2 separate regions of the Homo sapiens genome follow, and region 2 is linked to region 1. The links are chromatin loops, found by intact Hi-C in ENCODE. Cell type or tissue: endothelial cell of umbilical vein. All regions are shown on one strand.

Region 1 (8,000 bases):
TCCTCAATCCAAAAATCCAAAGTCCAAAATGCTCCAATGAGCATTTCCTTTGAGCACTATATTGGTGTTCAAAAAGTTTTGGATTTTAGAGCATTCTGGATTTCAGATTTTCAGATTTAGGATGCTCAACCTGTAGTTATAAAAAGTTAGAGACAATTTCAGATGGTACATATATATTATATAGCTAATTTATTCTTTCACTTTCCTCTTCATTTTTTATTCAAAAATAGGAAAAGAAGAATGACCTTGCCCACCACTTTATGCATTTCCCATGCATCCCTAGTAGTAAATATGAAACTAACAATCAAATACATTGCCTATTCATGCATCCTATTCACAAAATGATTTTACAGGTTGCATGTCAAGATTATCAATTTTATTACTTATTTTTAATTCAACAAGTTTTACCATAGAAATCATACTAAATATGGTTACTGGGTTCCCAAGGCAATCCACAAATGCTTCCTTCAGTATCAAATAACTGAAACAAAGTAAACCTAAAAGGCAAACAGAATAATCTTTTGTAACAGTAATAACTGATCAAAAGAAAAGCAGTAAAACTGATGTTAAAATATTTTTTATACCACATGCTGATCCTTGAAGAAAGGCTAGTTAATTAGATAAGGATCAGAAACAAGATGAAAATATATGAAACTTAAAAGAGATGCTACAAGAGTCGTCTAGTACTTTACAGAACTCTAGTTCTTTATTATAAGTAACTTCAATTATCTTATAGCTTCTAAGATCTTCACATCATTATTCTTATCCATATTTACTAGCTACCAGAGAATATCTTAGCTGAAACAAGGAAGAAAAAGGAAGAGAAACACAGCAAGGGAGTGAACTAAGAAGCCATCAAACTAGACAGTAAAGGAAATTGAAAAGGTGAGGCTGAGAGATAATGGCTGAGTTCTGTATGTTAAAGAGAGATGCCATCTTCCTAGAAGGGTCACTGCAGGGAAGAGAAAGAAGTGTAAGTTTCTGGCACATGATACATGTTATCAGGTGCTGGAGTTTAGCAAGAATTAACTATAGCGGCATAGGCTGTGGTTAAGAGACAGGAGGTGCCTGGTTTGAATCCCAGCTTCGCCACTCATTAGATGAGTTGACCTTAGGGAAGTTATTTAACCTCTCTTTGCCTCAATTTCCTCATCATCTGTACAAGTACCTTTTCGTCACCAGGGATTAAATGAGTTAGCATATGTGAAACGCTTATAAGAGTACGTGACACCTATGTATAGCATAATGTGCCACAGGGACACAAAGTGCCAGGGATTTTGTTTTGGGGTAGAGGTCAGAGAAAACTACAGGGAGATGATATCTGAACTAGATGTGGAAAGATGAAGAGGTCATGAAATGGACAAGGGTGAAACAACAATTCAAGCAGAGAAAGAAAACAAATTACTGCCTCAGCGGGGTTGGGGAATGGACTGGGTCTGACTTCTAACCACTATGGTATATTGCTTCCTATCATCATGAATATTAATACCTATTCGACACCTACTACACTGCAATACTGCAAGCATGTTCTCTGTTTCCCATAACAACTCTCTAAGTATTGTCATCCCTATTTCAGTTAAAGAAACTCAAGCTCAAAGTGGTAAAATAATATGCTTAAGGTTAAGCAGCAACTGGGAAGCAGAGCCAGGATTCAGACCCTGGTCTATTTAGAGGCCAATAATCTTTCTACAATACCATGTCACTTCAATTATTAATAGTTTGGAAACATAAACAGTTATATAAAATTTGGGTTGCTTATTACATTATGTTGGTAGAAATTTTAAGGTCTAGAAAAAAATAACCACGACATTGTAGGGAAAAAGCATTTCAAGACATTATAAAGCCCTCAGATAAAGTGTCTCCTCCCGAGTTAGATTTCTGACGCCATCTCTAGCTGAGCACCATGAATGTAACATTTAAGGCCCTATGGAAATTCAATTAGACACTTAGTTTGAGCTTATACTATGTGTGAGGCACTATGCTATGACCAGGAGAAGTAGGGCGATTCATGAGAACTACCTCACCTCCTCCCAGTAGCAGAGCATGAGGGGTAAGCTGCCAGTCTGGACCTCCACGGATTGTCCAAGTTCAAACCCTGGATACCTCACTTACATCCTGTGTGGCCTGGGGCAAGTTACTCAAGTGCCCCGTACCTCAGTTTTATCATCTAAAAAACGGGCATAACAGTAGTAGCTACCACCTCGAGTTTTGTAAAATCATTAAGAAAGTGCCTGGCACTCAACAAATTTTATTCCTTGTTATGGTTAGATAATAGATCAATGTAGAGAAATAAATGACACAGCTCATAAAAACACAAAATAATAACCAATTACGAAATTCAATCAGCAAATGCGAATATACAATATCAAGTGTGGTATAAATAAATGAGTCTTTAGAAGGATATAAGACGTAGTTAGTAAAAAAAAGGCAGAGGTAAGGTAAGGTACAAACCAAAAGATTGAGAAACTTCCATGAAGATTTTATAGTAGCTAAGTGGGGACAGACAGATGACCTGGCCTGGAGGGCCAGTCAGATGTTTTCTCTCATTAGTCAAATAGTTTTCAACTACTATTTCTAAATTAAATAAATAAAATAAAATTTTTAAAAAGCCACCCAGCACAGGCAGCGCCCTCCAGAACGGCCTGTGGAGCAACCCGATCCCCTCTAGGACACTAGCGAACCTGGGACCTAGCGCCATCAGGAGGGTTCAGCCTCCTCTCTCAACAATTCATTCTCCACTAAGTTGTTAGAATGATGTAGTTAAAACGAAAGGCCTTCTGATGACAGCCCGTTGCCTACTGGAAAACCTCAATTCCTTAGCAAGACACAGAAGGACTTTACACTCCCAACCTATCATCCTATTTTCCCATCGGTCTCTTCTTCCATTTCCCGAGGCAACATTCCCGAGACCACTGCATTCCTTCAACAGACAAAGTGATATTCCCGGTTTTCACATCTTAGCACTGGCTGTTCTGCCTATTCATTGTACTGTGTCTCCAGCATCCATGCTGAGTCGAGAGCTCCTCACCACCTCCCCTTTTCCAACCAGCAGGGGGACGAAAACCGGCGGCAGCCCGGAGGTCCCTCAGGCCGCCCTGCCCTGCCACCCGCCGCCCCTCGCCCCTCGCCCCTCGTCCCGGCCCCGCACCCCGTTCTCTTCTACGGCCTTCTCGAGCTACGTTTCTTCCGGGCGGGCCCCCAGCAGAGCTCAATCTGTCCAGGTGCGAGGGGTGAGAGCAGACCGAGCGCCCCCTCCCTGAACACTTGGCTCAGCTCCTTCCAACAGTCGAGGCCTGGGTGGGAGCCGGGAAGAAAGGGGCAGTCCAAGGCCTCAAGCCAAGATGCCAGGGAACAGCGTGCCTCTTACCACAAACACGGCCTCAGGAATCCCCAGGTGGAGCCGCCGCCCATTCCCTGTGGCCATTTCTCCTTTGCCACAACTGTCCTTAACGGCCGCCATCTTGGGGATGCGAGCGCGCGACTGCCTCCCGGGCCGCCGGCCGCCGGGATTCCGTGATTGGCTTGTTCGCACTTGCAGGCCCGCCTCTCCATCTCCATGCACATTCATTGGTGCGCAGGGAGCGTCCCCCACAAGTCCCCGTTCTCCTTTGGCCGAAAGTAGCCCAACCTCTAGGTGCTGATTGGCTGCGCTCAGGTAAGTGACAAGCGTGGAAGGGCCGCGAAAGAGAAGCTGGAGCGACAGGAAAAACCCATACGTCCTCCTGGGAAAAGGGGTCTTGTGAGTGAGCGGTGCTAAAGCCCTAGGAATAGGGACCTAGCCTGACCCCACCCCGACCCTAGAACTGGCAGCAGCCTTCGCAATGGCCTCTGGAGCGACCCAATCCCCTCTCTCGGATGCTAGCGAACCTGGGACCTAGCGCCATCACGAGGGTTCAGCCTCTGTGCCTTTCTGGTCTCACCATCCCAGGGAGCTTCCTGCCCCTTGAAGGGAACTTACTTTGTGTCTGTTTCAGAGTGGTCACTGGCCTCATTCTAATAAATACCCTGCCTGTCGCACCAGCCTTTCCTGAAAGCCACCTTTGATCAGAATGTCTTCTCTCCAGCTCAAACGTTTCCAAAACTTCATAGTCTACATACAAAATCCTAAGAACTCCACCTAGGCTTCTAGGCCCATGGACTTACCCAATGTCATCCTACACTACAACCCTTTAAAAGCACATGTGTCATACAGAACCAAGTAATTATTCTTCGGGCTCTTTTCTGTGCTTTATTTCACTGGAGTGTTTCCCAGTGAGGCAGTGCTTCATCCACTTGCACAAATTCTACCATGAGCCTAAGAATTACGCAATGGAAAGTAAGTCTCTCTTCTCAGAGGCAATCACTGTTACCGGTTTATCTCCGCACATAATGTACGATCAAGCATATAGACATAGATATGTCTTTAGATATAATATGAGGAAGAAATTGGTATCGTCATATTGTGAATGAGGAAACTAAAGCTCAGTGAACCTGTACAGCTCCTCCAAAATCCTACAACTACATAGTAGTGAAGCCGGAATTCCAAACTAGTTCTCCAGTGGCTTCTATGCGATTTGGCTTGGGAGGATGAAGACATGTTAGCTAACCATGACTCTGACCTTTTCTGGTCAGCAGTTTTGTAAGATAATGTCTCTGTTCCTGGAGAGAAAAGTATATGGGAATTCTATTCTTCACCACTCTCCCCCACCTCAGTGCCTTCCAAAAAAAAATTTTGTTTTTGAAAAGTAGGTAACGTTTCTACAGAAAAACATTGAGATATCAGATACACATGCAAATTTTGTTCAACTTCACTGATCCCTATCTATATTAATCATTGTTAGAACCAATCAAGGACTTACTTCAAACTTTAGGAAATATTTCTCCAAATTATCACTAATTTTAATTTGGAATAAATCCCTCTAAGAGATATAGTATTTGACACTTCGGGCCAGGTTTTTCTTTTGGAGCCAAAAGCCTTATCAGCTTATCGCTCATGTTTTACTCCCTTACAGGTACAAACAGAAGATTCCCTTATTTATACTGCTGAATATATTTCCTTTCTAGTGTTCTCTTAATTAGAAAGTTGTATACCAATTCTTTCCTTCCTGCCATGGCTGCAGCAGCTTTTCCAAGAGTACACTAACCTTATCAACTCTATAGGTGGTCATTTTCTTATCTCTTAGCAAAAAAAAAAAGGAAAAGAAAAAAAAAAAAACCTTCCTCTTGCCAGATCCAAATCTAGCTATTACCTGACTAAATATGATTGGTCTTTAGCAACCCTTCAGTAGCCCACACCTTTTACAGCTTATCTTTAGATTGCTTTAATAAAAGCATTTTTTAAAACAGACTTTAAAAGGTTGTAGTTTTTCACCATGGACACTTTTGAAACAAAACAAAACAAAATGTAAAGAAAATACGCATACAACAGGAAACAGAACAACTTAAACAATCATTTCACGTAGTGTTGTGCTGATAAATGTTCAACTAATTCTCTTTAGAAAGGGGGTATATATTTATTATAAATTGTATTGATGTAAAAGGTGTATAGCACACAATTTCATAAGTGATAATAAAATATACAATACTCTTTATCGTTAATTCTGTATAACCAATTCTGACAGGATGCTTTTGATTTTTGCCAAATACATATCTCCCTAGACAACCTACAGTTGCAATTGATGAACTAGTGTAGTTCTGACATGAATGTTGCTTGATATTTTCATTTATGTTAAGTAATAAGAAAAAAGTAATTCAACAATTATTTTTATATTGGTACTTGGATCATTCATCAACAATGTGAGTGATTTATTTGCTGAATTGGATAATGGTTTTCAAATACCAGAAAAATATTGCCTCATTTTATGGTGCTGTTCACAATAATGGCTACAGACACAACTCACTTTTAAGCTGAATCTGCATTAGTAACATTTTCTCCATTGCTTTCAAGTCTAGAGTGACAAACATAGATCAAGCCGTAGTTTGTAGCATCTACCAATTTCTGTAGCCTGGATACTCCCACAATGGCTGATTTCAATCCATGTCGAGTTGGGAGGACATGCCCAGTAGCACACAGATACAATCGATGTAAATAACCTCAAGAGCATAGGTAACATTCAAATGTCGAAAAATAATTAGAAGGTGATAAATTTTGAATATTTATTACCTTTGCCTTTAAAAGAATTTAATTGTAAATTTTTATAATTTAATTTTAAATGATGGCTGTGTTTAACAACCATCTTGCAGAATTTCTAGAAATTTAACAATTGGTTCTCACAAGCTGGTACAAGCCAGCTCTGGTGCACCACTGGCTCATATTTTGGGAAGCCAGAGTTTAATGACTTCAGTGAATAGTACCTGTAAATGTCACACTAATGTGCTCTGCAGAGAAGGAAGAAAATGATGTGACATACAATTGGAGTCCCCTGGAAGAAGAGGGTGATATCCTTAGCAACTTCCAGAACCCAGATAACCAAGAGTTGACTTAAATTTGTACAGCCGGGAACCGACAACAACTCTCACTCCATCTTTGCCTGGAAGCTTTGTGCAGGTAACAGGTTCTGTCCCAATCTCCACAAGCCTCTGAAATTACTCTGAAGAGCTGCAAATCCTGAGGCTGGGGGAATGTGTCTCCTTTTTCCTGAGCCTGGTCACTGGGGTCATTTCCTCCCAGGAAGCCCACTGGGAAAGAGCCCAAGGCCTTCAGAGAGATGCCAAGCATTTCAGGATGTTCTGAGACAGCCTCTGCTCGACCTTCTGATTCAGTTTCTAATCCTGACTTCTGAGAGCAGAAAGTGCAGTTTCCCCTAGGGGCTTTGGAACTCCCCTGGAGGGCACTCAACTGTGATAGTGCTCCTGCATGCTAAGCCACCCCAGCCTCTTGGGGCTATTTCCTAGTAAGTCAGAATACATGTGTATTCTATTTCCAGACATGCCAATGGGCCTCCATACTCACTACCCTGGGTTGTTGAGTGTGCTGGTAGTGTTCTCACTGTGTATTGTTATTGTATCTTCAGTGTTTTTGCTCTGTTTATACAAGAGAGGACAAGGTAGGATTTTCCTAGACAAGGTAAAATGTGGCAATGTGATTTCCTTTTTCCTGGGACTGATGTTATTTATCCAAGGTGATGTGGAGAGGTCCTTTGTTCAGGGAACTAACCCTTCTGCAACCCCCACCCCACCACCTCATCTGCCAGAATGATGGCCCTGGGGACTCCCAGACATTACCCTGCTTTATTTCCAGAATCCATTTCTAGGCTTGCCACTGTGTAATAGGCCCTAGAACTTGGGTTCTAGTTTAACCCTGTCATTTAACAGGCTGTGCCTCATTAGACAAGTGTCTTCACCTATCTAGCTCAGTGTCCTCACATGTGAAATGTGAGCTTTGGACTAGAGGATCTCCAGACTCACTTCTAGTGCTAATACATTTTGACTACGACCTCTGGTGAGTCATCAGGGCACTAGTACTAATTCTGCATCCCATGGTTGTCACTAGATCCCACTGGATCCTCCGGGTTCCTTCTGTAACTATGCAATTCTCAATTTAGAAAACCTGATCTTGGGCCCCAAGGTGAGTAATTACACCCTCCAAATCCCTCTGCCCCCATGTCCACCCAAGCTCTTCCTTTCCAACCAAACCCAATAAAAAGCATGGATGTAAAAAGGTTCAAACTCTGCTTTCATGTTCCTGAATCTCCTTTGGGCCGGACTCCTTAGGATACATGAAGACCTTCAGTATAAGCCATGGTAAATTCCCAGTCACAAGTTTTCCTGTATAATAATTGGGAGAGATGGTGCATTTCCAGCACAATGGTTAAGGCTAAGAGCATGCACTTTGCAGTCAAGCTTGATTATTTATTGGCTATGGGATATTAGGTTAGTTACTTTAACACTGTCTCAGTTTTCTCCATTGTAAAATAACCATAATAATAGGGCTTTGGGCACATATTATTAAGTAGATTGAATGGAATTACACATAATAACATACTTGATACTGTGCCCAGTACCTAGTAAGCCCTCAATAA
Region 2 (8,000 bases), 120 kb after region 1:
AAAAAAAACATTTCTAATTTTATTTCTTATTTAAATTTTTTTTTCTAATATATGCTGCTGAACCTAATCCTGACGGGAACAATAATATTATTTAGAGAGAAAGAATTCAAGGCATAAATAAAAAATAAATAGGACAAAGAGGACTATTTCATATTGTGTGAAGGAAAAACACAGAGAAGTTTAATAGTTATGACCTGTAAATATTCTGCACTAAAACAAACAAACAAACAAAAAACAGCTTCAAAGGATATAAAGCTAACTCTGACTAAAATATGAAAGTGGACAAATAATTTAGTTGGGATGGGAAGTTTATACATACACATCTCTCTCAGATATCAATAATCAAAACCACAATGAAGGATATAAGGATTGGTATAACACAACTTAAGCTTATTCTGACGGGGATATAAGGAACTTGTACCCAAGAGAAAATATACATACTTTCAACCCAAATGAAAAAGCTGTGAAAATTGACTATGTTTTAAGTCAGGGATCAGCAAACTCTTGAAGTAAAGACATATTTTAAGCTGTGTGGGCCACAGGGTCTCTATTACAACAGTCAGCTCTACAATCATAGCTGGAAAGGGGTCATAGACAATATGTAAATAAATGGATGTGGCTATATTCCAATAAAACGTGATTTACAAATGTAGGCCCCAGGCCAACCTGGCCTACAAGCTATAGTTTGTGGACCCCTGTTCTAGGTAACAGAGGAAATATTTTAAAAATCCGTAAGGCTGATACCACACAGGCCACAATCAGTTACCATAATGTAGTGTTAAAAATTAACATACTAGTCCCTCCCTCAAGTCTAAACAACTGGAAATTTCAAAATTTTAAATTTTTAAATGCACTTCTAAATAACCCTTGGGTTGAAGAGAAAATAAAAATGGAAAGTACAAATTATTTACAAGTAAACAAACAAAAAACATCAGAACTGCCTTACTATATATACATCAAAACCTGTGGGCCCAGAGTGAAGAGGAAAATTTATGACCTCAAATGTATTTATTAGAAAACTAGGAAGACAGAAAATAAACCTGGTTTTCACCTCAAGAATTTAGAATACAACAATAAAATGCAAAGAAAATAGAATAAATTAATAAAGAGAAATGCAGAATTTTTAAAAAAGGCTAAGAAACTGAGTTGTAAATAATGCTGCTATGAACATGGGTGCACAACTATCTCTTAGAGACCCTGCTTCCTTTTTTTTTGTTTTTGAGACGGAGTCTCACTCTGGCGCCATCTCGGCTCACTGCAAGCTCCGCCTCCCGGGTTCACGCCTTTCTCCTGCCTCAGCCTCCCCAGTAGCTGGGACCACAGGCGTCTGCCACCACGCCCAGCTAATTTTTTGTAGTTTTGGTAGAGATGGGGTTTCACCGTGTTAACCCGGATGGAGAGACCCTGCTTTCAATTCATTTGGGTATATACCAAAAAGTGGAACTGCTGAATCATATGGTAATAATATTCTTGATTTGAGAAACTACCATACCATTTTCCACAGTGGGTGTACCATTTTACATTTCTACCAACAGTGTACAAGGGTTCCAATTTCTCCATGTCTTTGCCAACACTTGTTATTTTCTGGTTTTTTAAAACACCTTTTTGAGATATTGATTTCAATTTTATTGGATATACTCCTGGAAATAGGATTGCTGAATCATATGACAGTTCTATTTTTTGTTTTTTGAGGAGTCTCTATACTGTTTTCTATCTTTGACTTTTTGATAATAGCCATCCTAACTCATTATGGTTTTGATTTGCATTTCTCGGATTAGTGATGCTGAGTACCTTTACGTGTACTTATTGGCCATTTATATGTCTTCTTTGGAAAAATGTCTATTCAGGATCTTTGCCCATTTATAAATTATATTATTTGGGTTTTTCGCTATTGAGCTATATGAGTTCTTTATATATTTTGGATATCAGCCCCTTTATCAGATATATGGGTTGCAAATATTTTTCTCCCCTTCTGTAGGTTGCCTTCTCATTTTGTTCAGTTTCTTTTGCTGTGCAGGCGTTTTAGTTTGATATAGTCCCACCCGTTTCTTTTTTCCTTTGTTGCCTGTGCTTTTGGAGTCGTATTCATAAAATCTTTGCCAAGACCAATGTCAAGCAGTGTTTCCTCTGCTTTCCACTAGTAGTTTTACACTTTCAGGTCTTATGTTTAAGTCTTTAATTCATTTTAACTTGATTTTTGTATATACGTGTGATAAGGATCCACTTCCATTCTTTCGCATGTGGGTATCTTGTTTCCCCAACATCATTTATTGAAGAGACTATCCTTTTCCCATTGAATATTCCTGACATCTTTGTTGACGGTTAGTTGACTGCATAAGCATGGGTTTATTTCTGGGCTCTCTATTGTCCTATTAGTCTATGTGTCTATTTTTATGCCAGTACCATATTGCATTGATTATTATAGCTTTATAATATACTGTGAAATCACATAGTGTGATTTCTCCAGCTTTGTTCTTCTTTCTCAAGATTGCTTTGGCTATTCAGGAACTTTTGTAGTTTCATATGAATTTTATGATTTTATTTCTATCTCTGTGAAAAATGTTATTGGAATTTTGATAGGGATTACACTGGATCTGTAGATGACATTGGGTAGTAGTGTGTGGGAAGTAATGTCTCATTGTGGTTTTTATTTGCATTTCCCTAAAGACTAATGATTTGGGGCAATTTTTCACGTGTTTATTGACCACTTGTATATCTTCCTTGGAAAAACGTCCATTAAAATCCTTTTACACATTTTTTAAAATTTAGGTGAAATTCACATAACATAAAATTAACCATTTTAAAGTGAACAATTCAGCGGCATTTAGTACCTTCACAATATCGTACAACCACCACCTCTATCTGGTTCAAAAACATTTTCATCACGCCAAAATAAAATCCCGTACCTATTAAACAGTTACTCGACATTCTTCCTTCCCACCAGCCCAGGATAACACCAATCTGCTTTCTGTCTCTATGGATTTAGCTATTCTGGATACTTCCTATAAGTGAAATCACACAATATGTGACTTTTTGTGTGGCTTCTTTCACTTATGTTTTCAAATTCTTTCAGATTGTAGCATGCTTCTATACTTTGTTTCTTTTTTATGAATAATATTTGATCGAATGGATATACAGTCATGCATTACTTATTGATGGAGATGCGTCCTGAGAAATGCATCGTTAGGCAACTTCATTGTCATTAAAACATCATACAGTGTACTTATACCAAACAAGATGGTACAGCCTACTACATGCCCAGGCTATATGGTATAGCCTATTGCTCCCATGCTATAAACCTGTACAGCATGTTATCATATGGAATACCATAGGCAGCTGTAACACAATGACAACTATTTGTGTATCTAAACACAGAAAAGGTACAGTAGAAATACAGAATAAAAGACCAAAAAAAAGTACACCTGTATAGGGCACTTACCATGAATGGAGTTTGCAGGACTGGAAGTTGCTCTGGGTGAGCAATTAAGTGAGTGGTGAGGGAATGTTAAGGCCTAAGATATTACTGTACACTACTGGAAACTTTATAACACTGAACACTTAGGCTACACTATATTAAAAATTGTTTCTTTCTTGGCTGGGCACGGTGGCTCATGCCTATAATCCCAGCGCTTTGGGAGGCCGAGGTGGATGAATCACCTTAGGTCAGGAGTTCAAGACCAGCCTGGCCAACATGGTGAAATTCAATCTCTGCTAAAAATACAAAAATTAGCCAGGCATGGTGGTGCACGCCTGTAATCCCAGCTACTCAGGAGGCTGAGGCAGGAGAATCACTTGAACCCGGGAGGTGGAGGTTGCAGTGAGCCTAGATCCTGCCGTTGTACTCCAGTCTGGGTGACAAGAACAAAACTCCATCACAAAAAAATAAATAAATAACAATAAAAACTAAATTTTTTCTTTCTTCAATAATTAACCGTAACTCTTTTACTTTATAAACTTGTTAATATTTTGAATCTGGTAACACTTAGCTTAAAACACACTGTACAGCTATACAAAAATATTCTCATTCTTTATATTCTTATTCTATAAGAATCAACATTACACTCAAAGAAAATGACCATTGGAGCACTGTGGAATTCATATTTTCAGATTAGGGATGCTCAACCAGTAAGTATAATGCAAATATTCTAAAATCTTAAAAAATCTAAAATCTGAAAGTATTTCATATAAAGGATACTCAATCTGTATTTGCTTTAAAGTCTTTATCACACAATTCCTACATGGGTGTCAGCTCAGTGTTGGCATCTGTTAATGTCCTTTTCTATGCAAGTTGAAATTTTCTCAGTTCTTCACATACCAAGTAATTCTGAATTGGATTCCCAGTATTTGGAATATTATGTTGACACGCTGGGTCTTGTTTATATTCTATGGAGAATGTTGTTACTTTTGTAACAATCCACCTAGTTAGGTTCAGGTTCAATTTTCCGCAGCCTTCTGTAGGCAGCGGTTCTAATTTTTCAGAGCCTTTGTAGTGTTCTTTGGATCATACCTGCATGTGCACCACCTAGTGGTCAGTATAGGATCTATGCGGTGGTCTATTGGTTAATTCTGTTCTAAATTATGCTAATTAGGATCAGATCCATGCATACATTGCTCAAGTATTAGCCCAGAAATTTATAAGCAACTTTATGAAGTTGCTTTATCATGTTCCTCCCTTTATGTGATTTCTTGGACCCCTTTTGTTCCTCCTACCAGCAATGAGACTCTAGCTACTCTCTTGTGTTCCTTCATGATTTGGCCTGCGTATACACCAAATGTTTAATAACCAAGCTTTCATTCTTTTATCAAAATAATAATAATAATAATCATTATCATTTGCAGTAACAGCAGCATCAAGAATTCTTCTAATTAATAGTTAATAATGATAACAATAATAATGATAAACTGTCTGGGAGGAAGTATGACAGCAATGGCTAAGACTGGTGTCCCACAGCAAGATATCTCAGGTCTAGAACAGAGTGATACCTGAACAAAAGAGCTGGCTCCCAACCTATTCACCGTAAAGTGAAGCCTCATGTTGACAAGCCAAGGCCACAAATAATGAGCTACCACTTCACTTTTTGTTGCTTTATTCTTAAAAAGGGATAGACAAGGAAGATTTTAAAAATTAAACAAAAAAAAATTATCAGAGGAAACAGGTAACTGTAAAAAACAGAAGGCAATCTAACATTTTCAATATCATATCAATAAAATAAAAAAGGATGCTGTGAAATGGGAGTAACCAGCAAATGTAGAAAAAACTCTTGAAAATTAAAAATATAAAATTGCCAAAATAAAAGAGTTGGAAGATAAAATTTTAAAAAGCCGAAACTAGAACAAAATAAAAGAGACAGAAAATATGAGTAAAAAGAAAGAGTCATTAGGTCAATTTAGGACCTTTAACTTGTGACTGATAGGAGTTCTAGAAAAAGAAAGGGAAAAAAACAGGGAGGAATTATCAAAGAATAGAGAAAAGGATATGATATCTCTGTCCTATTAACTTAGGGGGAAAAGGAAGGAGAGAGCTGTGAGAGAGGAAGCATCACCAGTGTTCTCCTTAATTTATCCAATAGAATCCTGTCTCATGGACTTGAAGTGAGAGATGCATCTCCTTCTGCTAGGACTTCAAGTCCATGAGACAGGATTCTATTGGATAAATTAAGGAGAACACTGACCATGAGAACAAGGACTCCTACACTGACTACCATAACCAGCATGAGACTAGAAAGCCTCCTTTCCTTACAGTGTAGTTTTATTTAAGTCATCTTCCCAATACTTCTGATGCCATCTTAGAGTGAACATGGGGAGTAACGGAAGTAATTGAAGGAATGAGAAGTCATTCCCCAAAGACCAATATAAACTAGAAGAAACTGTTTAAATTATGGAATTGGACTGAGTTACAAATAAGATTTCCTCTCTCCAGGAACTAGGTAGGTTGTGGATTGTTTTATCTGGGAATACAAAACAAACAAACAAAAAACAACAGAGAATTGCCCAGAGCTGAAAGACAAGCACTTTCTGATTGAAGTGTACAGCAGTTTGAATAAAATATCCACATTCTAACTATATCATAGTTAGAAAATCATAGAAAATTTCACATCAAGAATAAAGAGAGATACCTAAAAGCTGTCAGAGAAGGGAAAAAAATGCCCTACAAAGGCTTATCATCAGTAACATTGGATGTTTAAAAACAATGAAACAATGCCTTCAAAGTTATGAGGGGGAAAATTTCCACTTTGAATTCTTTATCTAGTAAGGTTATTAATTAAGAATAAAAACATTTCAGACAAGCAGAACTCAGAAAGTTTAGCTGAAATACACACCATTCTTAGGAAGTTACTAGAGAGTCTTTTCCAGCAAAATGACACAGTGAACCAAGAAAGATAACATAAAATCCAGGTGACAATGGATCCAACCCAGGAGAATAATGAAGGAAAGTCCCAGAATGTCAGCTGTGCAGTAGGCCTAGAGAAGATACCAGATCAGGGTAAGAGGATAGTGGGTTTCAAGGGAGCAATCCTAGGAAAAGCAAGGATTCCAAATATTTTAATATTACTTCTGAGGATGTAGAGCTCTGGGAGATGATAAAGGCAGAAAAATAAGGGGAAAAAGCCACTCAAAACCCCATGTAAAAAACAAAAAGCTATGTAAGAAAGGAAGTGGAATCATAGTACACTACACTGCTTGGTTGTACAGAGAATAATCTTTACATAATAATAACAATATAAACACTTTATTTTCTACTCTCAGAATCAACCATAGACAAAGCACAGAAAATGCAATTATGGTTACAACACAGAACATAGATGCTTACAACTGTGAAAATATAAATGCTTAGGGTAAAACTACAAGTAACAGCAGGGAGCCAAAAAATATTGTCTACTGTCAATTGTTAATAGAATAAATAAGCAAACTTTAAGATTAGAAAAGTAACCAACAGAACAAAAAATAGTAACATAACTACATTGAGGAGAATGGAGATGGGGTAGTATAAGTGAGCTAAATCCTCATTTGTGAGAGCAATATAACACAATAATAAATAAGAATAGAAAATATCCAAAACTGGTAAATCAAGAAAGAACATCATAAGTATATTATTTAGAGATATCAAAGTAACAGAAGAACTAAAAGGAAAATAAGGAGAAAGAAGTGGTTCCATTTGAGGAGTGAAACTATTTATTATAAGCCCTTCTGTACCACTCAATATTTTCATGCATATGCATGCATTAGTGTGGTGAAAATTTTAAAAATTAATTTTTCTTGACTAGGTATTTATCTATTTCTCTTCTACATCTTTACACAAATCATAGCTTACTGTTCTTCTACCCTGCATTTCCATTTAACAAAATATCTTGGAGATATTTGTGTATTACTACCAAGCTTCCTTGCTTTTTTTTTTTTTAACGGCTGCATTTTATTCCATTATATGAATGTATTATAATTTATTTAATCAGTTCTGTACTGATGAGCATCTGTTTCCCAATTCTTTGACATTTCAAACAATGCTATAATAATAAATTGATAAATATGACAAGAAAAAAGGCAATACAGTATTTGCTTCTATCTCCCAATTAGACAATGAATGAACATGGCATATAGTAGGTACTCAATTAAGATTTGCTAGTGGCCGGGTGCAGTGGCTGACACCTGTAATCCCAGTATTTTAGGAGGCCGAGGCAGGCGGATCACCTGAGGTCAGGAGTTTGAGACCATCCTGGCCAACATGGTGAAACCCCATCTCTATTAAAAATACAAAAATTAGCTGCGCGTGGTGGTACATGCCTGTAGTCCCAGCTATTCAGGAGGCTGAGGCAGGAGAAATGCATGAACCCGGGAGGTGGAGGTTACACTGAGCCAAGATTACACCACTGCACTCCAGCCTGGGTGACACAGTGAGACTCTGTCTCAAAAAAAAAAAAAGATTTGCTAATTTAGATTGAATTGGATTTCAATAAGGAAATGGATCTATGCAAACATTTAAATCAAGTTTATGACACAGCAAA

Evidence for each region. Hi-C counts contacts between places; a loop is a spot of excess contacts. Peaks named below come from ENCODE experiments on the same cell type or tissue, not always from the same donor. Only the 100,000 strongest peaks of a DNase experiment are listed, where the experiment ranks them.
Region 2: it touches region 1 in a loop (2.6-fold over the local background); 18 of 110 quality-filtered maps call a loop at or near these places.

What each region holds. Positions count from the first base shown.
Region 1 is chrX:155,211,943-155,219,942 of GRCh38, reverse strand. VBP1 (VHL binding protein 1) reads right to left here and starts at 3,483. Exons shown (of 6, transcript NM_003372.7): 1 at 3,368-3,483. The coding sequence starts at 3,460. RefSeq lists a silencer at 3,100-3,189 and enhancers at 3,360-3,439, 3,437-3,731, 3,042-3,830. In endothelial cell of umbilical vein, a CTCF peak has its summit at 3,040 (motif pointing right); DNase peaks (open chromatin) are centred at 3,002 and 3,562; H3K4me3 peaks cover 1,342 bases; H3K27ac peaks cover 1,254 bases.
Region 2 is chrX:155,091,194-155,099,193 of GRCh38, reverse strand. All of the region lies in intron 7 of BRCC3 (BRCA1/BRCA2-containing complex subunit 3), which reads right to left. Among named protein-coding and RNA genes, the nearest start is that of BRCC3, 24 kb to the right of the region's middle. In endothelial cell of umbilical vein, a CTCF peak has its summit at 4,538 (motif pointing left); no DNase peak of the experiment used is centred here.